Linked DNA regions of Mus musculus: regions 1 and 2 are each linked to region 3. The links are chromatin loops, found by intact Hi-C in ENCODE. Cell type or tissue: heart. All regions are shown on one strand.

The links. A loop is a pair of places that touch in the nucleus more often than their neighbours do. Peaks named below come from ENCODE experiments on the same cell type or tissue, not always from the same donor. Only the 100,000 strongest peaks of a DNase experiment are listed, where the experiment ranks them.
Region 1: a loop joins it to region 3, with 2.2 times the contacts of the local background. A loop is called at or near these places in 3 of 42 quality-filtered maps.
Region 2: it touches region 3 in a loop (5-fold over the local background); 2 of 42 quality-filtered maps call a loop at or near these places.

The regions. Positions count from the first base shown.
Region 1 is chr14:45,981,662-45,989,661 of GRCm38, reverse strand. No RefSeq gene overlaps it. Among named protein-coding and RNA genes, the nearest start is that of Gm34499, 240 kb to the left of the region's middle. In heart, no CTCF peak of the experiment used is centred here; no DNase peak of the experiment used is centred here.
Region 2 is chr14:46,385,088-46,393,087 of GRCm38, reverse strand. Bmp4 (bone morphogenetic protein 4) reads left to right here and starts at 2,419. Exons shown (of 4, transcript NM_007554.3): 1 at 2,419-2,784; 2 at 5,808-5,932; 3 at 6,994-7,373. The coding sequence starts at 7,001. It overlaps Gm15222 (predicted gene 15222), which reads right to left and starts at 5,610. Exons shown (of 1, transcript NR_166856.1): 1 at 3,806-5,610. RefSeq lists promoters at 1,330-2,736, 105-2,736, 2,787-4,744, 4,837-5,835, 5,388-7,004. In heart, a CTCF peak has its summit at 4,180; DNase peaks (open chromatin) are centred at 2,397, 4,927, 5,707, 6,497 and 2 weaker places; H3K4me3 peaks cover 5,908 bases; H3K27ac peaks cover 5,586 bases; H3K27me3 peaks cover 2,641 bases.
Region 3 is chr14:45,874,250-45,882,249 of GRCm38, reverse strand. No RefSeq gene overlaps it. Among named protein-coding and RNA genes, the nearest start is that of A530076I17Rik, 210 kb to the right of the region's middle. In heart, a CTCF peak has its summit at 3,733 (motif pointing left); no DNase peak of the experiment used is centred here; H3K4me3 peaks cover 328 bases; H3K27ac peaks cover 327 bases.

The sequences.
Region 1 (8,000 bases), 110 kb before region 3:
GACATAAATATACAGATGAACTAGTGGGCACAGGTCCGGCCAAGTTTAAATATAAGTACATGCTGCTCCTTTGTGTAGGGTGATGCTTTGAATGGGGCATCCAGGCAGATGAATTAAATTAACCAAAAGCCATGTTTGGAGGGGGAAATGGTTCCCGAAGACATAAGTGCCCATATTTTCCTAAACCTCTCAGAGCAGGATTAAAATTTATTGAACAGATAAATATTTTCTCAGTCAGGGAACTCAAAGTGGACAAGATTTGGAAATTCGAAGTTCTCGGGTTGGCAAATAGGTCATCAGGGCAGAGCTGAAACGTCCCCGCCTGCAGGTTTGCTTGGTTCCCTCACTGCTGCCGTGAGAAACTGGGCACGTTCCCTCAGCTTTGGAAGCAATGAAGGAGCCGTATGCACTGGAGTTTGTGAATCAACAGCAAGGAATGGCCTTTAATATTTAAATATGTCTCATGTAGCCATTAAAGACCTTTTACGAGTGTTAAAGCGTTATTAAAGCAAGATGGTCTCTAGGTCAAGGACCTTTGCTGGCACTCCCACTGTGCTAATGAAGTAAGCAATGTCTCCTTACAGTGAATGGCTGCCTCCAGCATTAAACTCAGTGTGTCCCTGTGGTTAAAAATTCCCAAGGGGGAAAAAAAAAAAAGAGTCAACCTGAAAATTATCCTAACCTAGGAACCTTTATTTCCATTGTTTGAACAACAACTCTGTCTGTGATTTACTAATGGGGTGGGAGTTGGAGGACAAGGTGGAAAATATTGACCAATGAAAAGCCAGTGCATTGAAAATAGCCACACACACTAATGTCTAGCACCCAGTAGATCCCTTATATTACGTCCCCGGTAATTATTTACCTGGTTTACAGGTGGAGTTAAGTCCACCCTCATCTAAGTCATCTGCTGTTCCCAAGCAATCAAGGGAGGACCAGAGAAGGGAGGGACAATGCTGTTGAAAGCCTGGCAAGCTAATAAAAGAAGACAAATACACTGCGTAAGAGGGACATGGGAGCAAACCTGGATGCTTTAAATTGTATATAACTAATTGTTTGGAAAGACCTAGTTATGAGAGATAGCCATACCTGCTTTACTACAACCTACTACCAACCATATCCTACAGAGAAGCAACCACACAAAGGGACACTAGAGTATTTATATATGTAAAAACTCTCAAACACCCTTCCTTCCCTTAACTCCAAATAAAATAGACTCCCACACTTATTGGCTATCAGAATGAAACATTTATCACCAAAAGTAATTTGATGACAACCCATACATGAGAATTAAACACAAATATCTGTGGTTTGCACATGATACACTCCATACAAAGCAGTGTGTTTTTATATTGAAGGTAACAACTGACTAGTTCCACAAAGCATTTATTAAGATACAACTCTTAAAAAATTGCATCATTCTGACATCAGACCTCTGAGTTCTGATTCTCTAAGTTCTGCATTTGGTTGTATATGATATTTTTTTTAATGTGCATTGATAACAAAGAATAAATTAGTCCTTGGTGGGTTTTTTCCACTACATTTTAATGTCAAAGCATTTAGATATTAAATGTCTTCCCATTAGCTTATGGAGATCACTGGGATGTTATCACTCATACTGTCACAATACACAGCAGGAATTCAGCAACCGTCTCTGTTGCTATCGAAATGCACTGGGCAGTGAGGGATAGAAAAGCTCAAGAAAGATGCATTCGAGGCAGAGCAATTGGTGAGCTGGAGTTAAGAGAAAAAAGTCGGCAACTGAGGTGCTATGTCGTGAGTCACTATGTGTGTGCATACATATTCCTGTGTCTGTCTGTCATGTGTGTGTCTATCTTTATTTCTTTTGGGGGACTGCACTATCCTTACTCAGACCTTCTCAATGCATCTCTGTTTTATCCTTCTTGCCTTCCTAGTCCCCATCCCCACAATTTCAGCCCTAGCCCCAAGTCTACCTTATAACCTTTTGAGCTGCTTTCCGAAATTAAACAGACCAGTCTCTGATTCTTCCTAATTCTAAATTCTAACAAGAGACAGAAAGAGAGCAGAGAGAGGGGCCACCTCCCAACAAAGTCCCTTGTTACAAAGGTCATCAGCAAGCCTAAGGACAAGCCATTCTGGGATCCCATATGTCCTATCCACCCAGCCAAGTCTGGCTAAACAGAAGAGTCATGAACTCTGTAGTCTGAGAAGGAGCTAGCTCACAACGCGTTGTGTTATGGAGGCTTAATTGTAAAGCTGCTTGAGACGTCTTCTCTCAGAATTCTAATTTAAGCAACTGCTTTGTCTCTTACAACCATCTTAGCCACCACTTTAAGAAGTTCAGAAAGAAAAAGAAAGGGAGAGCAAAATGGGGAGTAGTCCCCTGGGCCACAGCCATAATTTTAAGCCACTCTTGAAGAAGAAGAAAATTACAGTAGAAGAATGTAAGTGTGAACACTTTTCCAAACACACCTATTAGAGCATGCTGGACCTCAGAGAACTTATTTGACTTTAAATGAGCAAGATGAAAAAGCTGTACTCCGGGTCCTCAGATAAGACAGTGAGGAGTTTGCTAGCTCAAAAACCATTCTCAAACACATCTGCTTTTACAAGTTGATGCACTGAGAAGTCCTTGGTTAATAGTATAATCGACTAACTAGGACATCACAGGCTTTGGAAACGAACAGTGGTGGTGTTAATTTCGATTGAAGACCCGGAGCATTCGCATTTGCAGTTTATCATTAGAGCTGTAATTCACTGCCTAGTAGCTCATATCAATGCCTAGTTATAAAACTGTTCCTAGTGTTTCCAGTGAGAGGCCTTGAGGATTACCATCCCATAAATGCGTGAATAACTGAGAGGCTAGGCCGCAATGCACACTTCATCAAGCTTTCTTCTTGAGTCTTAAGAATGTCTTTAAAGCTCAACACTAGACCTCAATTCTACTTGAATTGCTAACAAGGAAAAAAAATGGAGCTATATTAATAGACTTGTCAAACTGCTTTCTGCTTTAAATTGCCCTGTATAACTGGTCAATGGAAAGAGTTCTGTCATTTATGGTGTGACTCCATCCAGTGATGATTCTATCACATTTAAAAGACTAAAAGACAGATTTTTTTTAAAAAAATCAACCCTGATCAAACTGATTTCAAAGTAGACTAGACTGCTAAATTTATGGAGTGAATTTGATACAGTCAATACAGAGAGAAGTGGAATGGTCGAGTATGAGGGATCCGGGACCACACAGGAGTGTAGCACAGTGGTATCAGTATATTACAGAAGATCCAGTAGAAAAACAATTTGATGCAATCACACTGCCCAAAGAGTACAATTACAACCCTACCAATTCGGTTTGAATCCCACAAAAGATGGAGTTGGAGTTAAAATGAACCCAACAGATGTGAAATAATTGTATCCTTTTCCATAATAAAACTAAACTTCATATAATACTGTTTTAAATACTTGAAGCTTCGGGGATAGCATCAAACCAGTCAAATACAAAAATGTAAAGGAAAAAAATGTTCAGAAACAATAGTAACCACACACACACACAAAATCCTAGACCATTAAAAGCTGAAGCCATGTTTATTTTTGTAACAATGTGTTTTGCAATCTATATAATGGTGCCTGTGACAATCAACTGAGATTACTCCATTTAAGCTATTATTATTTTTAGTAATTCCTTGAGGTTACCTCTATAGATACGTTTTAATAAATTCTTTACTTTGAACTCCATATTTATGAAAAATCACCCTTTCAACTGAAGTAGAACTAATTCTTACCAGCGTAGTATCCCCACATATGCTCATTCTTCTATCTCTCTTTAGAAACAGGGAAAACAAAGGCTTGGAGTTCTGTGACTCATTCAGATGAGCAGCCCAGTGACAAAGCACGGACTCCAACCCAGTCCTCTTACTCTGACTTGATTTTCTTTCCCCTCGACGTCTTCCTCAAACACTAAACATCCAGCACCAGCCTCTACCAGCTTCTCTTCATCGTATAATACAGAAGAAACTAAGCCAAGTGACAGTAGGTCTCTATCTATGGGGATGTGTGGAAGAGCAGACATGGATGCAGGCTCACCATTATTCATCCATAGACAGCGGCCTCAGGTAAGGGCTGCCACTGAAATGATCCGTTTGAGGAAAGCACTGGATGGGCAGGGCAGATTTGATCCAGGTTGCAGGACCCAGAAATGCTTTGAAATGTGTCATCTAAGCATGGGTATGGACAGGTTCAGAAGGTAGCTTGGTGTTGATTCTAGGAGAGTATTCTTTTGTTTGTTTTCCTTTCTGTCAATGTAGTTGTTTATCAGAATGTAGTCTACAACTGGCAAGAGGTCTCAGTGGGTAGACATGCCTGCTGCCAAGCCTGAGTTCCATCGCCAGGAACCACATGGTGGGAGGAGAGAACCAACTCTCATAAGCTGCCTTCTGACCCCCCCACACACACACATGCACACACACAACCTAGCACACGTGCACACATACACACACATACACTGTAAAATACTGTAGATTACATACACTTAGAAAGTTACTTCAGATTTAACAAGCCTTCAAACATCAAATGCATTGTATCAGCCCTCTGCCTAGGTGATTTTTGTGAATAAATCTGTGTCAACAGAATGTATTCATTTTATTTTAGCGCATTAAGGGAAGCATGGTTTATTTGTGTGGATCAGACAGTTGAAGACTGCCGTAGACCCGTGGCTGGCAGTGGTGGAATTGCGACTGAAGACCCTTTCCTCTGCACGGCCACCCCAAGATGTCTTTACAAGTTTACTACTTTAAAATCCTTTTTATATGCATGGATCAAGCTGGAAGGAGGATAAATGCAAGGTCATGAACTTTCAGAATGCTCCTGCACAACCAGTGTCGACCCGAGAGCTACAGCTGCCACACACTGGGGATCCACTCGCCAGCTGCTATCGAAACTATGATCGCCAGGCTGATGCTATCAGGCAGCGCCCCACAGATAGGATCGACAGGGCATGCGCACACGCTCCTGTCTTTGGGGAGAAAACTAGAAACACCTGGATCGTGTTAGCTCACTTCTGCCCTTCTGCAGCTGGCTTTTATGCTTTTCCTCTCTTAAGGAGTTGACAATCTGGGAAAATCTTGATATTCAGCCAAGAAGACAAGAGCCTTTCATTTTGAGCACAGACATTTCTCTGTGTCCTGGCAAAGCAATAGGGAGAGTGAGATGGAAATTATTCCTTATGGTGTAAAAATAAAAATGTGGACAATTAAAAAAAAAAAAAAAGAAAAAGGTCTTCAGAGAGCACGCAGTGGATGCGGTGCTTGCCATGTGCTGTGACGACCTGGTTCAAGTTTTCAGCACTCACAAAACGTAGGCGCCGTGGCACACTCCGCAGTCCTATGGGGAGACGGGATGAGAAGCAGAGATGGAAGCTTGCAGGCCAGCTAGCCTGGCACGAAGAGAGAAAACCAACAGGAGATCCTGTCTGAAACAAGTTGGGATGTAAGCACTGGCACCCAAGGGTGTCCTCACCTGTCCACCTTCATATATACAAAAGTGCGCATGCATATATAAACACACACACACATATACACTCACACACACACACACATGCACACACACACATACACACTACACGCATACACACACACACATACTCACAGACACACACACACACACACACACACACACTCCTAAACCATCATTTTCAAATAACAAACATTTCTCCTTTTATTCTTCTTCCTCTCTCTTCCTCCACCCCACCCCCACCCAGACCCCTTTGGTCTTTTGAGCCAGTCTCACTACAAAGCCCAGGCTGGTCCTTAATTCACTGATAGACCAGGCTGCCCTCAAACTTGCAGTGATCCTCCTGTCTCTGTCTTACAGGCACGTGTCACGGAGCCTAGCTTATGACTGTATTTCATAATAGCTTTGGTAAGTGGTGCCCAGTAAATTTGAGTGAGCACTGTGCCCTGCCCAGGGCTGTCTGCTGTGTGGGCCCATAGCTGGGCCTCCTCTCCGTGACTCCCCAGCCTCTCTCAATGGAACACTTGAAAGTCTCACTCCAAGCAGAGGGCAGGAGGCCAGGGGTGGAGTGGCCCCGCTTACTCTGTAGTACACTACTTTTTTCTGGTTGAAAAACTTCTGATGTCAAATTAGTCATCAATTTAGGTATTTTTTTCCATGAGCCTGCACCCTGGATTTCTGGATATAACTCATGGATGTGAAATAATCAAAGCAGAGTACGAGCCAGAGTTTCCACAACACAAACAAAGCCAGAAGAGTTTAGAACAAAGTCCACACTAACCAAATACCACTGCCCTACCCAGGCTGGGAGCCGAGAGCAACCACACTGTAAAGCAGAACACGAGGCCCCTGCCCCATGAAGATGAAGAGTCAGAGGGAGTGTGAAGCAAGGACTCTTAGGCTTTTGATGATCAGGAACAGGCCCAGGTTTGTCCCTGGGTTGGTTGTGAACTTCCAGCAGCCATTGTCTTACTCGTTCTTCACCCAGCCACAGAGAGAAGCCAAATCCACTTGCTGCCGCTGTCTGAGCCGCTTGGCCAAACTGTTACAAAATATGCAAAATAGCAAATGTGGGGAGGGAAAGTAGCGTACATACATTCATTTCCCATCGATTCTAGCTCAGTACTGGTGGGCAACTAAAGATGTAGAGCTAGATGTGTCTCTTATTCATAGGTCTTTTGGAGGACTGAGGCTGTAGCTCAGCAGTAGAGCACTTTCCTAGAATGCAGAACGCACTGAGAAAGCAAACGCATTTGTGAAGTTCCTTTCCACACAGGCAATCAGGTGGGCTGTACACTGGATCTACCCAGCAGTGTATTTTAATCATTTTGCCACACTTACAAGTTGCTTTTGATTAGTCAGTGGCCAATTCATGAAGGACAGGCTCCGTGCTGCACCTCATTCTTGCAGTGGTTCAAAAGTTTCCTCTATCACTCCTGACCTTCCATCCTTCAGTTCCACCCAGACTCTAACTCTGACTTGTCTCCTCTGGGCCATTGTGCAGGTGGCCCTTTGACTTTATTGGCAGCATTCCTGGGTGCTGCTTTGAAAACTCTGTCCTGTCTGAGATCCGATGGAGTAGAATCATACTCTGATTTCTCTACCTCAGGGCACCAGTATGGAAGTTTCTTCTACTCCCTCCCCAGTCGTAATATTCAGGACCCAAACTGCAACCCTGGTCTGGGAAAGTCCTGGTTCCTATGGAGATGGGGTGTGGAGTATGAGGCCTGCTGTTACACCATGGTAGAGAGGCTTGCTGCCTTATAAGAGTGTCACCCCACACCATGGGATTAAGCAGAAAGATTACTTTCCCTCCCTGTGATGGTTAGAAGAAATAAAGAGACAACTAGTGAATAATTACAAAATATGCAAAACAGCAAATGTGGGGAGGGAAAGTAGCGTCAGGCAACTGTTGCTTTTTCATTTGTGTCTGTGTGTATGCACGTGTATTCATGTGTGTATATGAATACGCATATATGCATGTACATGTGTATGCATGTGGATATACATGTGTCATATGCTTGTTTACATGCATGTGTGTATACATGTGGATGTATGTGTGTGTGCACATGTGCATTTTGTGTGTGCATGCATATGCACACATGTGTGTGAGTGCTTGCACATGTGACCTCGCGTGGTGGCCAGAGGCTGACATTGGGAATCTCCCTCCACCTTGTTTTACAGAGGCAGGTCTCTCATTGAACCTGGATTTCTCCAACTTACTCAATTGGCTGGCCAGTGAGCCCAGCGATCTGCCTGTCTGTGTCAGAGACACACTCTGCCAGCCTCTTATATGGGGAGCTAGGATGTGAACTCAGGTCCTCATGTCTGTGCAGCAAGCACCTTTTCCAGAGAGCCAATTGCAGAGCTGTCTGTTGTCCCTCTTAGAAGACACTTCAAATGCCCTCTCCTTCCATGAGACAATGTATGGAATATGAATACCCTCAACATTTCAGGTCATTCTGAGTGAGATCATTGCTGGGACCAGGAAACAAAGCCATTATGGAAGC
Region 2 (8,000 bases), 510 kb before region 3:
CAGCAAAGATGCTGATGGGTAAGGTTTTGTTTGTTTGTTTGTTTGTTTGTTTTTTGTTTTTTGTTTTAAAGTTGGGTCTTTCTCTACATAGTCCTGCTTGTCCTGAATTCGCTAGGTAGACCAGGCTGGCCCAGAACACCTAGAGATCATCTGGCTGCCTCTGTCTCTTGAGTTCTGGGGCTAAAGCATGCACCACTCTACCTGGCTAGTTTGTATCCATCTAAATTGGGGAAGAAAGAAGTACAGCTGTCCCCAGAGATAACAGCTGGGTTTTCCCATCAAACACCTAGAAATCCATTTTAGATTCTAAATAGGGTTTGTCAGGTAGCTTAATTAGAAACTTTCAGACTGGGTTTCACAGACTGGTTGGGCCAAAGGTCACTTTATTGTCTGGGTTTCAGCAAAATGAGACAATAGCTGTTATTCAAACAACATTTGGGTAAGGAAGAAAAATGAACAAACACCACTCTCCCTCCCCCCGCTCCGTGCCTCCAAATCCATTAAAGGCAAAGCTGCACCCCTAAGGACAACGAATCGCTGCTGTTTGTGAGTTTAAATATTAAGGAACACATTGTGTTAATGATTGGAGCAGCAGTGATTGATGTAGTGGCATTGGTGAGCACTGAATCCGTCCTTCAACCTGCTATGGGAGCACAGAGCCTGATGCCCCAGGAGTAATGTAATAGAGTAATGTAATGTAATGGAGTTTTAATTTTGTGTTGTTGTTTTAAATAATTAATTGTAATTTTGGCTGTGTTAGAAGCTGTGGGTACGTTTCTCAGTCATCTTTTCGGTCTGGTGTTATTGCCATACCTTGATTAATCGGAGATTAAAAGAGAAGGTGTACTTAGAAACGATTTCAAATGAAAGAAGGTATGTTTCCAATGTGACTTCACTAAAGTGACAGTGACGCAGGGAATCAATCGTCTTCTAATAGAAAGGGCTCATGGAGACCTGAGCTGATCTTTCTGTTCTGGATGAGAGAGGTGGTACCCATTGGAATGAAAGGACTTAGTCAGGGGCATACAGTGTGCTCCAGGCTGGGGATGGTCAGGATGTTGTGCTCAGCCTCTAACACTCCTTCCAACCTGACATTCCTTCTCACCCTTTGTCTCTGGCCAGTAGAATACAGGAACTCGTTCCTGTTTTTTTTTTTTTAAATTCTGAAGGTGTGTAAGTACAAAGGTCAGATGAGCGGCCCTAGGTCAAGACTGCTTTGTGGTGACAAGGGAGTATAACACCCACCCCAGAAACCAAGAACCGGAAATTGCTATCTTCCAGCCCTTTGAGAGCTACCTGAAGCTCTGGGCTGCTGGCCTCACCCCTTCCCTGCAGCTTTCCCTTTAGCAGAGGCTGTGATTTCCTTCAGCGCTCTGGGCAAATACTCTTAGCCTGGCTCACCTTCCCCATCCTCGTTTGTAAAAACAAAGATGAAGCTGATAGTTCCTTCCCAGCTCCATCAGAGGCAGGGTGTGAAATTAGCTCCTGTTTGGGAAGGTTTAAAAGCCGGCCACATTCCACCTCCCAGCTAGCATGATTACCAACTCTTGTTCTTACTGTTGTTATGAAAGACTCAATTCCTCATCTCCCTTCTTTTAAAAAGGGGCCAAAGGGCACTTTGTTTTTTTCTCTACATGGCCTAAAAGGCACTGTGTTACCTTCCTGGAAGGTCCCAAACAAACAAACAAACAAACAAAATAACCATCTGGCAGTTAAGAAGGCTTCAGAGATATAAATAGGATTTTCTAATTGTCTTACAAGGCCTAGGCCTGTTTGCCTGCCAAGTGCCTGCAAACTACCTCTGTGCACTTGAAATGTTAGACCTGGGGGATCGATGGAGGGCACCCAGTTTAAGGGGGGTTGGTGCAATTCTCAAATGTCCACAAGAAACATCTCACAAAAACTTTTTTGGGGGGAAAGTCACCTCCTAATAGTTGAAGAGGTATCTCCTTCGGGCACACAGCCCTGCTCACAGCCTGTTTCAACGTTTGGGAATCCTTTAACAGTTTACGGAAGGCCACCCTTTAAACCAATCCAACAGCTCCCTTCTCCATAACCTGATTTTAGAGGTGTTTCATTATCTCTAATTACTCGGGGTAAATGGTGATTACTCAGTGTTTTAATCATCAGTTTGGGCAGCAGTTATTCTAAACTCAGGGAAGCCCAGACTCCCATGGGTATTTTTGGAAGGTACAGAGACTAGTTGGTGCATGCTTTCTAGTACCTCTTGCACGTGGTCCCCAGGTGAGCCCCGGCTGCTTCCCGAGCTGGAGGCATCGGTCCCAGCCAAGGTGGCAACTGAGGGCTGGGGAGCTGTGCAATCTTCCGGACCCGGGCCTTGCCAGGCGAGGCGAGGCCCCGTGGCTGGATGGGAGGATGTGGGCGGGGCTCCCATCCCCAGAAGGGGAGGCGATTAAGGGAGGAGGGAAGAAGGGAGGGGCCGCTGGGGGGAAAGACTGGGGAGGAAGGGAAGAAAGAGAGGGAGGGAAAAGAGAAGGAAGGAGTAGATGTGAGAGGGTGGTGCTGGAGGGTGGGAAGGCAAGAGCGCGAGGCCTGGCCCGGAAGCTAGGTGAGTTCGGCATCCGAGCTGAGAGACCCCAGCCTAAGACGCCGCTGCGCTGCAACCCAGCCTGAGTATCTGGTCTCCGTCCCTGATGGGATTCTCGTCTAAACCGTCTTGGAGCCTGCAGCGATCCAGTCTCTGGCCCTCGACCAGGTTCATTGCAGCTTTCTAGAGGTCCCCAGAAGCAGCTGCTGGCGAGCCCGCTTCTGCAGGAACCAATGGTGAGCAGGGCAACCTGGAGAGGGGCGCTATTCTGAGGATTCGAGGTGCACCCGTAGTAGAAGCTGGGGATGGGGCTCAGGCTGTAACCGAGGCAAAAGTTGGCCTATTCCTCCTTCCTTCTCCAACAGTGTTGGAGGTGGGATGATGGAGGCTAAAAGGCACCTCCATATATGTTACTGCGTCTATCCAACCTACTTTAGGGAGGTGCGGGCCAGGAGAGGCGGGAAGGAGAGAAGGCCTTGGAAGAGAGGTCATTGGGAAGAACTGTGGGGTTTGGTGGGTTTGCTTCCACTTAGACTATAAGAGTGGGAGAGGAGGGAGTCAACTCTAAGTTTCAACACCAGTGGGGGACTGAGGACTGCTTCATTAGGAGAGAGAACCTAGCCAGAGCTAGCTTTGCAAAAGAGGCTGTAGTCCTGCTTTGCTCTAAAGCGCGACCCGGGATAGAGAGGCTTCCTTGAGCGGGGTGTCACCTAATCTTGTCCCCAACGCACCCCCTCCCAGCCCCTGAGAGCTAGCGAACTGTAGGTACAGAACTCGCTCCCATCTCCAGGAGCTATTTTCTTAGACATGGGCACCCATGCATTCTGCCTTCTGGTACTCTCCCCTCCCTGGGAAGGGGTGTAAGGTTCGACGGACCGTGGCCAGGATGCCGAAAGGCTACCTGTGCGGGTCTTCTGCCATGCTGTGTCTGTGCGGACATGCCAGCAGGGCTAATGAGGAGCTTGCGATACTCCAAAGGGTTCGGGAATTGCGGGGTCCTTACACGCAGTGGAGTTGGGCCCCGGGGACTCAGAAGGTTTCCCGCCACGGCTTTGGTTGATAGTTTTTTTAGTATCCTGGTTTATGAACTGAAGGTTTTGTGAGATGTTGAATCACTAGCAGGGTCATATTTGGCAAACCGAGGCTACTATTAAATTTTGGTTTTAGAAGAAGATTCTGGGGAGAAAGTGAAGGGTAACTGCCTCCAGGAGCTGTATCAACCCCATTAAGAAAAAAAAAAATACCAGGAGATGAAAATTTACTTTGATCTGTATTTTTTAATTAAAAAAAATCAGGGAAGAAAGGAGTGATTAGAAAGGGATCCTTGTGAAGTTGAAATTGAAACAAGTCCTTCGTCTATTTACTGGGCTTTAACGTCGAGAGCGCTCCACACACCGCCAAAGGCACAGGATTGTCCGGGGATCCTGAGCGTCGGCGGTTCCACGGTGCCCTCGCTCCGCGTGCGCCAGTCGCTAGCATATCGCCATCTCTTTCCCCCTTAAAAGCAAATAAACAAATCAACAATAAGCCCTTTGCCCTTTCCAGCGCTTTCCCAGTTATTCCCAGCGGCGACGCTGGTCGGGGAATAGAGAAATCGTCTCAGAAAGCTGCGCTGATGGTGGTGAGAGCGGACTGTCGCTCAGGGGCGCCCGCGGTCTCTGCACCCAGGGCAGCAGTGTGGGATGGCGCTGGGCAGCCACCGCCGCCAGGAAGGACGTGACTCTCCATCCTTTACACTTCTTTCTCAAAGGTTTCCCGAAAGTGCCCCCCGCCTCGAAAACTGGGGCCGGTGCGGGGGGGGGGGAGAGGTTAGGTTGAAAACCAGCTGGACACGTCGAGTTCCTAAGTGAGGCAAAGAGGCGGGGTGGAGCGGGCTCTGGAGCGGGGGAGTCCTGGGACTCCGGTCCTCGGATGGACCCCGTGCAAAGACCTGTTGGAACAAGAGTTGCGCTTCCGAGGTTAGAACAGGCCAGGCATCTTAGGATAGTCAGGTCACCCCCCCCCCCAACCCCACCCGAGTTGTGTTGGTGAATTTCTTGGAGGAATCTTAGCCGCGATTCTGTAGCTGGTGCAAAAGGAGGAAAGGGGTGGGGGAAGGAAGTGGCGCGCGCGGGGGTGGCGGTGGGGGTGGAGGTGGTTTAAAAAGTAAGCCAAGCCAGAGGGAGAGGTCGAGTGCAGGCCGAAAGCTGTTCTCGGGTTTGTAGACGCTTGGGATCGCGCTTGGGGTCTCCTTTCCGTGCCGGGTAGGAGTTGTAAAGCCTTTGCAACTCTGAGATCTGAAAAAAAATGTGATGCGCTCTTTCTTTGGCGACGCCTGTTTTGGAATCTGTCCGGAGTTAGAAGCTCAGACGTCCACCCCCCACCCCCCGCCCACCCCCTCTGCCTTGAATGGCACCGCCGACCGGTTTCTGAAGGATCTGCTTGGCTGGAGCGGACGCTGAGGTTGGCAGACACGGTGCGGGGACTCTGGCGGGGCTACTAGACAGTACTTCAGAAGCCGCTCCTTCTAACTTTCCCACACCGCTCAAACCCCGACACCCCCGCGGCGGACTGAGTTGGCGACGGGGTCAGAGTCTTCTGGCTGGAAGTTAGATCCGCTAGGGGTCGGCTGCCTGTCGCTAGAAGCATTATTTGGCCTCTCGGAGACCCTGTGGAGGAAGTGCTGGAGTGTGCGAGTGTGTTTGCGTGTGTGTGTGTGTGTGTGTGTGTGTGTGTGTGTGTGTGTGTGCGCGCGCGCGCGCGCGCGCCCTTGGAGGGTCCCTATGCGCTTTCCTTTTCATGGAACGCTGTCGTGAGGCTTTGGTAAACTGTCTTTTCGGTTCCTCTCTCGGCTGCACTTAAGCTTTGTCGGCGCTGTAAAGAGACGCGTCTTCAAGTGCACCCTGATCCTCAGGCTTCAGATAACCCGTCCCCGAACCTGGCCAGATGCATTGCACTGCGCGCCGCAGGTAGAGACGTGCCCCACGTCCCCTGCGTGCAGCGACTACGACCGAGAGCCGCGCCAGTGGCTGGTGTCCCGCCGAGAGTTCCTCAGAGCAGGCGGGGACAACTCCCAGACGGCTGGGGCTCCAGCTGCGGGCGCGGAGGTTGGCCTCGCTCGCAGGGGCTGGACCCAGCCGGGGTGGGAGGATGGAGGAGGGGCGGGCGGGCTCTTCGGTGAGTGGGGCGGGGCCTCTGGGTCCACGTGACTCCTAGGGGCTGGAAGAAAAACAGAGCCTGTCTGCTCCAGAGTCTCATTATATTCAAATATTCATTTTAGGAGCCATTCCGTAGTGCCATTCGGAGCGACGCACTGCCGCAGCTTCTCTGAGCCTTTCCAGCAAGTTTGTTCAAGATTGGCTCCCAAGAATCATGGACTGTTATTATATGCCTTGTTTTCTGTCAGTGAGTAGACACCTCTTCTTTCCCCTTCTTGGGATTTCACTCTGTCCTCCCATCCCTGACCACTGTCTGTCCCTCCCGTCGGACTTCCATTTCAGTGCCCGCGCCCTACTCTCAGGCAGCGCTATGGTTCTCTTTCTGGTCCCTGCAAGGCCAGACACTCGAAATGTACGGGCTCCTTTTAAAGCGCTCCCACTGTTTTCTCTGATCCGCTGCGTTGCAAGAAAGAGGGAGCGCGAGGGACCAAATAGATGAAAGGTCCTCAGGTTGGGGCTGTCCCTTGAGGGCTAACCACTCCCTTCCCAGTCCCGTCCCACTAGCCTGGGAAGGCCAGTTCCTTGCCTCATAAAAAAAAAAAAAAAAAAACCAAAAAAAACAAAACCATGTTCGTTTTGGAATCACCCCTACCGTTCCCTGGGAACAAGACTCTTTAGTGAGCATTTTCAACGCAGCGACTACAATGAAATAAATCACAAAGTCACTGGGGCAGCCCCCTGACTCCTTTTCCCAGTCACTGGACCTTGCTGCCCGGTCCAAGCCCTGCCGGCACAGCTCTGTTCTCCCCTCCTCCTGTTCTTAACCAGCTGGAAGTTGTGGAAATTGGGCTGGAGGGCGGAGGAAGGGCGGGGGTGGGGGGGGGGTGGAGAAGGTGGGGGGGAGGCTGAAGGTCCGAAGTGAAGAGCGATGGCATTTTAATTCTCCCTCCCCCACCCCCCTTTACCTCCTCAATGTTAACTGTTTATCCTTGAAGAAGCCACGCTGAGATCATGGCTCAGATAGCCGTTGGGACAGGATGGAGGCTATCTGATTTGGGGTTATTTGAGTGTAAACAAGTTAGACCAAGTAATTACAGGGCGATTCTTACTTTCGGGCCGTGCATGGCTGCAGCTGGTGTGTGTGTGTGTAGGGTGTGAGGGAGAAAACACAAACTTGATCTTTCGGACCTGTTTTACATCTTGACCGTCGGTTGCTACCCCTATATGCATATGCAGAGACATCTCTATTTCTCGCTATTGATCGGTGTTTATTTATTCTTTAACCTTCCACCCCAACCCCCTCCCCAGAGACACCATGATTCCTGGTAACCGAATGCTGATGGTCGTTTTATTATGCCAAGTCCTGCTAGGAGGCGCGAGCCATGCTAGTTTGATACCTGAGACCGGGAAGAAAAAAGTCGCCGAGATTCAGGGCCACGCGGGAGGACGCCGCTCAGGGCAGAGCCATGAGCTCCTGCGGGACTTCGAGGCGACACTTCTACAGATGTTTGGGCTGCGCCGCCGTCCGCAGCCTAGCAAGAGCGCCGTCATTCCGGATTACATGAGGGATCTTTACCGGCTCCAGTCTGGGGAGGAGGAGGAGGAAGAGCAGAGCCAGGGAACCGGGCTTGAGTACCCGGAGCGTCCCGCCAGCCGAGCCAACACTGTGAGGAGTTTCCATCACGAAGGTCAGTTTGTGCTCTTAGTCCTGGCGGTGTAGGGTGGGGTAGAGCGCCGGGGCAGAGGGTGGGGGGTGGGCAGCTGGCAGGGCAAGCTGAAGGGGTTGTGGAAGCCCCCGGGGAAGAAGAGTTCATGTTACATCAAAGCTCCGAGTCCTGGAGACTGTGGAACAGGGCCTCTTACCTTCAACTTTCCAGAGCTGCCTCTGAGGGTACTTTCTGGAGACCAAGTAGTGGTGGTGATGGGGGAGGGGGTTACGTTGGGAGAAGCGGACTGACAGCACTCAGACTTCTGCTAGCCCCAGCGGTGTGCTTTAGCTATATCAAAGCCAGGGTTTCTGCCCGTTTTGTTCAAAGCACCTACTGAATTTAATATTACAGCTGTGTGTTTGTCAGGTTTATTCAATAGGGGCCTTGTAATACGATCTGAATGTTTCCTAGCGGATGTTTCTTTTCCAAAGTAAATCTGAGTTATTAATCCTCCAGCATCATTACCGTGTTGGAATTTATTTTCCCTTCTGTAACATGATCAACAAGGCGTGCTCTGTGTTTCTAGGATCGCTGGGGAAATGTTTGGTAACATACTCAAAAGTGGAGAGGGAGAGAGGGTGGCCCCTCTTTTTCTTTACAACCACT
Region 3 (8,000 bases):
GCATTTTCAACAAATGGTGCTGGCACAACTGGTTGTTATCATGTAGAAGAATGCGAATCGATCCATACTTATCTCCTTGTACTAAGGTCAAATCTAAATGGATCAAAGAACTTCACATAAAACCAGAGACACTGAAACTTATAGAGGAGAAAGTGGGGAAAAGCCTTGAAGATATGGGCACAGGGGAAAAATTCCTGAACAGAACAGCAATGGCTTGTGCTGTAAGATCGAGAATTGACAAATGGGACCTAATGAAACTCCAAAGTTTCTGCAAGGCAAAAGACACCGTCAATAAGACAAAGAGACCACCAACAGATTGGGAAAGGATCTTTACCTATCCTAAATCAGATAGGGGACTAATATCCAACATATATAAAGAACTCAAGAAGGTGGACTTCAGAAAATCAAACAACCCCATTAAAAAATGGGGCTCAGAACTGAACAAAGAATTCTCACCTGAGGAATACCGAATGGCAGAGAAGCACCTGAAAAAATGTTCAACATCCTTAATCATCAGGGAAATGCAAATCAAAACAACCCTAAGATTCCACCTCACACCAGTCAGAATGTCTAAGATCAAAAATTCAGGTGACAGCAGATGCTGGCGAGGATGTGGAGAAAGAGGAACACTCCTCCATTGTTGGTGGGATTGCAGGCTTGTACAACCACTCTGGAAATCCGTCTGGCGGTTCCTCAGAAAATTGGACATAGTACTACCGGAGGATCCAGCAATACCTCTCCTGGGCATATATCCAGAAGATGCCCCAACTGGTAAGAAGGACACATGCTCCACTATGTTCATAGCAGCCTTATTTATAATAGCCAGAAGCTGGAAAGAACCCAGATGCCCCTCAACAGAGGAATGGATACAGAAAATGTGGTACATCTACACAATGGAGTACTACTCAGCTATTAAAAAGAATGAATTTATGAAATTCCTAGCCAAATGGATGGACCTGGAGGGCATCATCCTGAGTGAGGTAACACATTCACAAAGGAACTCACACAATATGTACTCACTGATAAGTGGATATTAGCCCAAAACCTAGGATACCCAAGATATATGATACAATTTCCTAAACACATGAAACTCAAGAAAAATGAAGACTGAAGTGTGGACACTATGCCCCTCCTTAGAAGTGGGAACAAAACACCCTTGGAAGGAGTTACAGAGACAAAGTTTGGAGCTGAGATTAAAGGGTGGACCATGTAGAGACTGCCTTATCCAGGGATCCACCCCATAATCAGCATCCAAACGCTGACACCATTGCATACACTAGCAAGATTTTATCGAAAGGACCCAGATGTAGCTGTCTCTTGTGAGACTATGCCGGGGCCTAGCAAACACAGAAGTGGATGCCCACAGTCAGCTAATGGATGGATCACAGGGCTCCCAATGGAGGAGCTAGAGAAAGTACCCAAGGAGCTAAAGGGATCTGCAACCCTATAGGTGGATCAACATTATGAACTAACCAGTACCCCGGAGCTCTTGACTCTAGCTGCATATGTATCAAAAGATGGCCTAGTCGGCCATCACTGGAAAGAGAGGCCCATTGGACACACAAACTTTATATGCCCCAGAACAGGGGAACGCCAGGGCCAAAAAGGGGGAGTGGGCGGGTAGGGGAGTGGGGGTGGGTGGGTATGGGGGACTTTTGGTATAGCATTGGAAATGTAAATGAGCTAAATACCTAATAAAAAATGGAAAGAAAAAAAAAAAAAGAACGTTTCTTCGAAGATCACCTGCACCTTCCCGCCACCTCTTCTCCATTTCTACCATCTAACTCTCTGTGCCATCTGCCATCAGACCACCTAGAACATCTAGGTGAAAAGGTCAGCTGCTAAAAAATTCAGTGTCACTCATATCAACTGCAACAAGGAAAATCCCTGCCTAACCGCCTTAGTGAAGTAGAGATATATTTACTGTGTGTTCCCGGTTGTCATGAGATGATTGCTTATTTTGAGTATAACATTGTCCAAGCTGCACTTAGCTAGAATGAAATGCAACTGTCAATGATAAAACAAATGAACCCGTGCTTCAACATCGAAACTTTCCTGTTGTAAGAAAGTGGCTAAAGCCACAAGTGCTGACCCAATAGTCTAAATAATTCGTCACAAAGCCTGGCCCACTTGCTACACAGTCAGCCCTAGAAAGACTTTAGAGCATGGCTCAAGATCTCCAGGCTTCCTATCTGCTGTCCAGCCCCTGGAAGGGGAATGGGGAGAGACATGAGAAGACAGTTTTCTTTGAGAGGTTCCCTCAAGGTACAGACCGCGTGCCTGCTCCCACCCTACCGTCCACATGCAAACATGGCTGCTCCTAGCTGTAAGGAGAGCTGAAGAACATGGCCTTTGTTCTGATGGCTGTAAAATGAGGTGGGGGGGGGGGCATTGCTATGGGAGGAAAACAGCTTGCCTATGAGAACATTTTTAGAGCCTCTGCCACACTAATAATGTTGAAAGATGGTAAAAATGGATAGAAGGAATCAATTTCCCTGGGTGCAGGTGATGCTGTTTTTAAAATGAAGGGCAAAAAATAAAATAAAATAAAATAAAATAAAATAAAATAAAATAAAATAAAATAAAATAAAATAAAATAAAACTGAGCAAATGAAAATCTGACTTTTTGGTGAAATTCAAAGGACTCTCTGTCTTCGGCAGGGACTTAAGTAAGGCCACGGCACTCGGCCCTCCCTATGGCTCAAGGTTCTCTTCATTATCTCATGGGGCTAGAAGAGCCATCACCTGCTGCTTTACCTCAACCAACAAGTCCTTACAAAATGTGTGTGTGCCTGGGGCTGATGGGAACATCTGTCTCAGCACGATTTCAGTTAGTCATGTCCAATTTTTGATGCCCAAGACTGAAGGATGGGGGGGGGGCCGGGGGGCGAAACTAAGAGGAAGTAATTTCACTGAGTTTGAATTGGGAAGACAGCAGACAAGAGCATCCTGGGTTACTTCCTAGAGTGTGACTGGGGCAGTTAGAGCAGAATTAGCCTGGGGAGAGGGGAGAGGGCCAAGGAAGACAATGGGGAAGGAAAGTGGGAGGCGCAAAAACTCAGATGGGAGCTGATACACCATCGGAAATTAATTTCATCATCTTGAACCTTTTTTCTGGAGTCAGCTATGAATAATGTATGTGATTAATAAGCAAAATATGCAAAGATAGAGCATTTTCTTTAAAGTAAAAGGGGGAGCAATGTGCTTATAATCTGACAGGGTATTGTTTGCATTCAACAAAAGCAAAAGAAATCCTATTCTTTGAGCTGGAGAGTCTCTCTGTTACTGTTTGTGAAGTTTTGAGCTCTCACCTAACAACATAACAAAGGTGGCTTTATACCTGTCACTTCCTCCCCACCTTCCTCATATGACATCTCTAAGGTAGATGCTGCTCCCTCACGTTCACATAGAAGAAAGCTATGAGGTTCAGAAGTCTTAGGCCAGTGACTTGACTCCTAATAGTGACAGACTACAAACCTAAGAAGCCAGGCTCCAGATTCTCCCGCTCAGTCCCTTACCCTGACATCACGTGGAGTAGATATTTGGGAGACGTGGCAATGATTTACATAAAGACCGAAGCAGGTGCCTCCTGCCCCTTTGGATTCCTTTCTCAGTAAGACTATGTAAGTGAAATCAGTTTTCACTGCTTCGGGGGTCCACTGTGGAGTTGCTCTACAGATTCCTCCTAAACGCACCTCCTCCCGACAGCAGGTGAGGCGTCAATGGTGTCACCTAGTGGTGAAAAGAGGAACTCACTCACCCGACTCCTTTTTTCCACCTTTCCTGCTTCAGGAGCTATTTTGGCAGAGGTGTTCACCCCTTTGAGTCCCCAGTCATTTAACTCCGCCCTAATCGTTTTGTCGTGATCACATGGTCTCATCTTCCTTGGTTCTCGTTATTCTTCTCTTCTCCCCTTTAAGGTGAGAAGGAAGGAAAGGAGCGAAGGAGGGAGGGAGGGAGGGAGGGAGGAAGGAAGGAAGAGCTCTCTTCCCCTTCCCCTTTATTTTTACTAGTCAAAAAAGTTAACCTGTCATCTGGGGACCATCAGATTCTGGAGTCAAACACAACTGCCTCTGAATTCCAGATCCATCACATTGCGAGGCTGTAAGCAAATGGCACAACCTCTCTAAAGAGAAGTTCTCAAATTTATAAAGGGGAGAGGAATTGCCTGCATCTCAGAGCTTTAAGAATTCGGTGAATTAAAATAATCATATAAAGCACTTCATAAGTAAGAATATAAGGACTGTCACTCATTCACAAATGCATAAAATTCTGCTGTCTGCTGGAAAAGGAAACCAGGCTTGTGAGTTAAATTGGTTCTACTAAAGGACCAGAATGTGTAATAACTAAACCCTGCAAGGTCCCAGCAAGTCCTCTCAAGTATCCATCTAGCGAATGGACTTCTTACTGCAAATGCATGATAGTTCCTCTTTATGACAAAATGGGCTAGCTTTGGCATGCGATCCTCACTGACAGGCACTGCTTCCATACAAGTGTCTGCTAAATTCCAAAGAGCCCTAGAGCAGGAACCTCAAGTTCTGCTTTTAAATCTGTGAACAGTCGAACACATTTGACGTTTTCCTAATGAAATTTAGGACCTTTAAATGGGTCTGCTTACAAAATAAAACAGCAGCACACGGGAGAAAAATGTTCAAATTCAACCTGGCCCTAAGGACTGCTTACTTGCTTCAAGCAGAATGTGTATGTGTGTCATACCATAGCACCCACTGCAGAGTCTGCCCCAGGAGCTGAAGACAGAGCGCTGGTCCATACACATGGAATCAGAAACTAAAAGAGGACCATCTTCTCAGCAAATGATGCTGGGCCAGGGGGCCATCCACGTGAAATGAGCTCACTTTGCCCACTTCCCAACATGATGAAAAATTCAACTTAGACTGTGTGCTAAAAAAATTTTAGAAACTAAATTGATAAGCTTCTGGAACAAAATATAGAACAAAACCAAGCCAAAGTTTCTCACACATCTCCAAACTCATGAGACCCAAAAGGCAGACTTGATGAACTCAACTTCACCAATAATTGAAAACTATTCATCAAAAACATTTGCAAAAAAAAAAATTAAAGCCATAGGCTTGGTTAAAATGTATTTTAAAGGCACATGTCTGGTATATATTTTCAATCAAGTACATGTAAAAAATCGCATTTAAATAATAAGGAAATTTAATTAATTTAAACCAACAGAGGGGTCAACAGGATGGTTCAGTAGATAAAGGTGCTTGCAGCCAAACCTCGAAACCTGAGTCCGCCCCAGAGACCTTACAGTGGAAAGAGAGAAAGAGCTTCCACGGTTTAGCCTCTAACCTCCACATACATACATAGCAAACATGACCCCATACACATACATACACATGAATAAATACAATTCTTAAATTTTAGCTATGCAAGAGATTTGAACACCCTTCTAAGCATAACATACAATTATGAGAAATAACTATATTCTCTACACTCTTAGGTCCCCAAAACCACCATCTACAACTAGATGAGTATACCTTTAGTTACATGATACCTTTAGTTATTATAACGCTAGTTATACTACACTTTTAGTTAGTGTAACTTTAGCTATGCACATCTGGAAGATGCTTTGGAGGAGCAGAGCTGCTCCTCCAGAGCACAGTGAGGCGTCACCACATATCTATGGAACTGAAGGATGGGGTAGGATTACAATGAAAGGATGACATAGATTCTATAGGATTAGAACTTTTCCACTTTGCCACCAGAGCTGGACATGGTTCAGCCTCTTTGGAAGGTAGTTTGGGAAACTCTTTAGAAGTTTGTCCTGTACCTACCATGTGAGCAAGCAACGCCCATCTAGGTACAAACAAACGAAAACACATGTTCACATAAAAATCCAAATGTGAATGCTGGCAGAGGCTTTTGTCAAAACCACCCACGTGGAAACCAGTGCCATTTCACTGGTGAGTGGAAACCAAGCTGGTGAGAAAAAAAACTGAAGAGGCGTGCGGCAAGCCACCCTAAAACATGGCTGCAGGAGACCAGAATATGTTAGCCAAAGTATTCGTTACTTTGGTCCAGTTCTCTTAAGAAACTATTGGCACAGGGTCAGCTTCTGGTTTCATGCTTGTCATAGGAGAACTATACTTCTCTAAAGGGGGTCTGTGTATAAGGGGTCTCCCTCTCCACATCAGGAAACAAAGGAAGATGGCCCAGTCAGTAAATTACTTGCTCCAAATTCTTCCTCTATATAAACCTAAGCTTGTGGGAGAATCTCAAAGATGATCTCAGTGGTCCCTGGGTCGTTCTCCAGCAGTATTACATTAATTAGATTTCTCCTTTCTACTCTTTGCCATTGCGCATCCCTTTAATGGATGTATTGGAACCAGTGGCTAAACTTAGCCAGGTTAGAACTTCTGGAACCATGGTTCTTACACCAACACTCTGGTGGCAGCAGTGGACACTCTTAGGAGTTGTCCTTCTGAGGGTCATTGTCTTGCCTTTGCCCAACATCCTAAATTTTAAAGAAAAGTTGCCCCCAGGATGATTAAAACATTAACTAATAAATATTCTTTTAGACTTACAGAGCCAAGAGTGTCTGGTCACCTTTAATTATATTACAGAATTAATATTCTTCTTGAGAGAAGACAGGAGGTAGCCCTAGGAAGGTGATATTGCCACCAAAAGAAAAAGACATCTTCCTTGAATGATGGAGACCTGTTCTGCGTGTAGAATTCCACCTGGTATCCCATCGTACTTTCTTTTTCTTTTTTTTTTTAAGATTGTATTTATTTTATGTATGTGAGTACACCGTCACTGTACTCAGACACAACAGAAGAGGACATCAGATCCCATTGCTGTGGGTGTGAGCCACCATGTGGTTGCTGGGAATTGAACTCAGGACTTCTGGGAGAGCAGTCAGTGCTCTTAACCACTGAGCCATCTCTCCAGCCCCCTCCCATTGTACTTTCTTTCCCTCTCTCCAAAAGTCCCTTCCTCTACATGAGTTCCCCAGGACAGTGCTTTTGGGGGACACTAACACTTCTCTTAATTCTTAGTGGACCAGTCCTTGAAAAACCTAGCATCCTCCCCACCAACTATTGGATCCCTAAGATTAGCTTTCAAACATCGAACAGATGGATTTGGGTTCAATAACACTTGCTTTCTTAGAAGCAATTAAGAAGAGAAAAGCAAACGAAAGCTCAGTAACTCCTATAGAGGGTAAAGGCTCCTTCACTCCCAACAGCATTACATCCCAATAAACACATTCTAAATTAAATAAATCCTAAGTCAAAATGTTAGTGCCTCACTAGCTGGGCATGGCAGCCTATCAGCACTGAGCACTGTGAAATACTGGTTGTTTACTCTCATGTCACTGATAAGAAGCGGCCACTTGATTGGAGACTGCTCAAAATCTTAAAGGAGTATCACCAGCCTTGAAAGTGTCAAATTCAAAATTCAAGGCACAATTCCTACTAAATACAAACCACGTTTTCACCAGCATAAAATTGATAAATCACAAGTCAAACTATCATAAGTGGGAGACAATCCACCAATGGGAGCTACCAAGGGAGTAAGAAGTAAGTCTCCAAGTTGTAGCTCTGATTTCAGCTGTACGTACCAACGTCAGGTGAACCAAAGGAAGACTGGTACTGAGGAGAGACGTATGTAGAGACACACCACTGGTCAGTGTACAGAAAATAAGGGATGGTAACATGCTCTGCTCTAATGGGACATACATTCACACCCCTCCTGCCAGGCTTATGGATCTTTACAGAAGAGACAGAAAGACTGTAAGAGCCGGGTGTGATGGATAACATCAATGAACCAGTTTTTTCCAGACACAACAGGCATTTACACATTTGAATTCATTGATAGCATGCACACAACCTGAACATCTTAAAGCCAGACAAAACCGCAGCATAGGGATAGAGAAGGTGGGCATAAAGTTGCACCACCAACTGAGGACTGTTGGCACTTGATAGCTGCTGGGAGATGGAAAGTCAGTTCTTCCATTATTTGACTCTTGG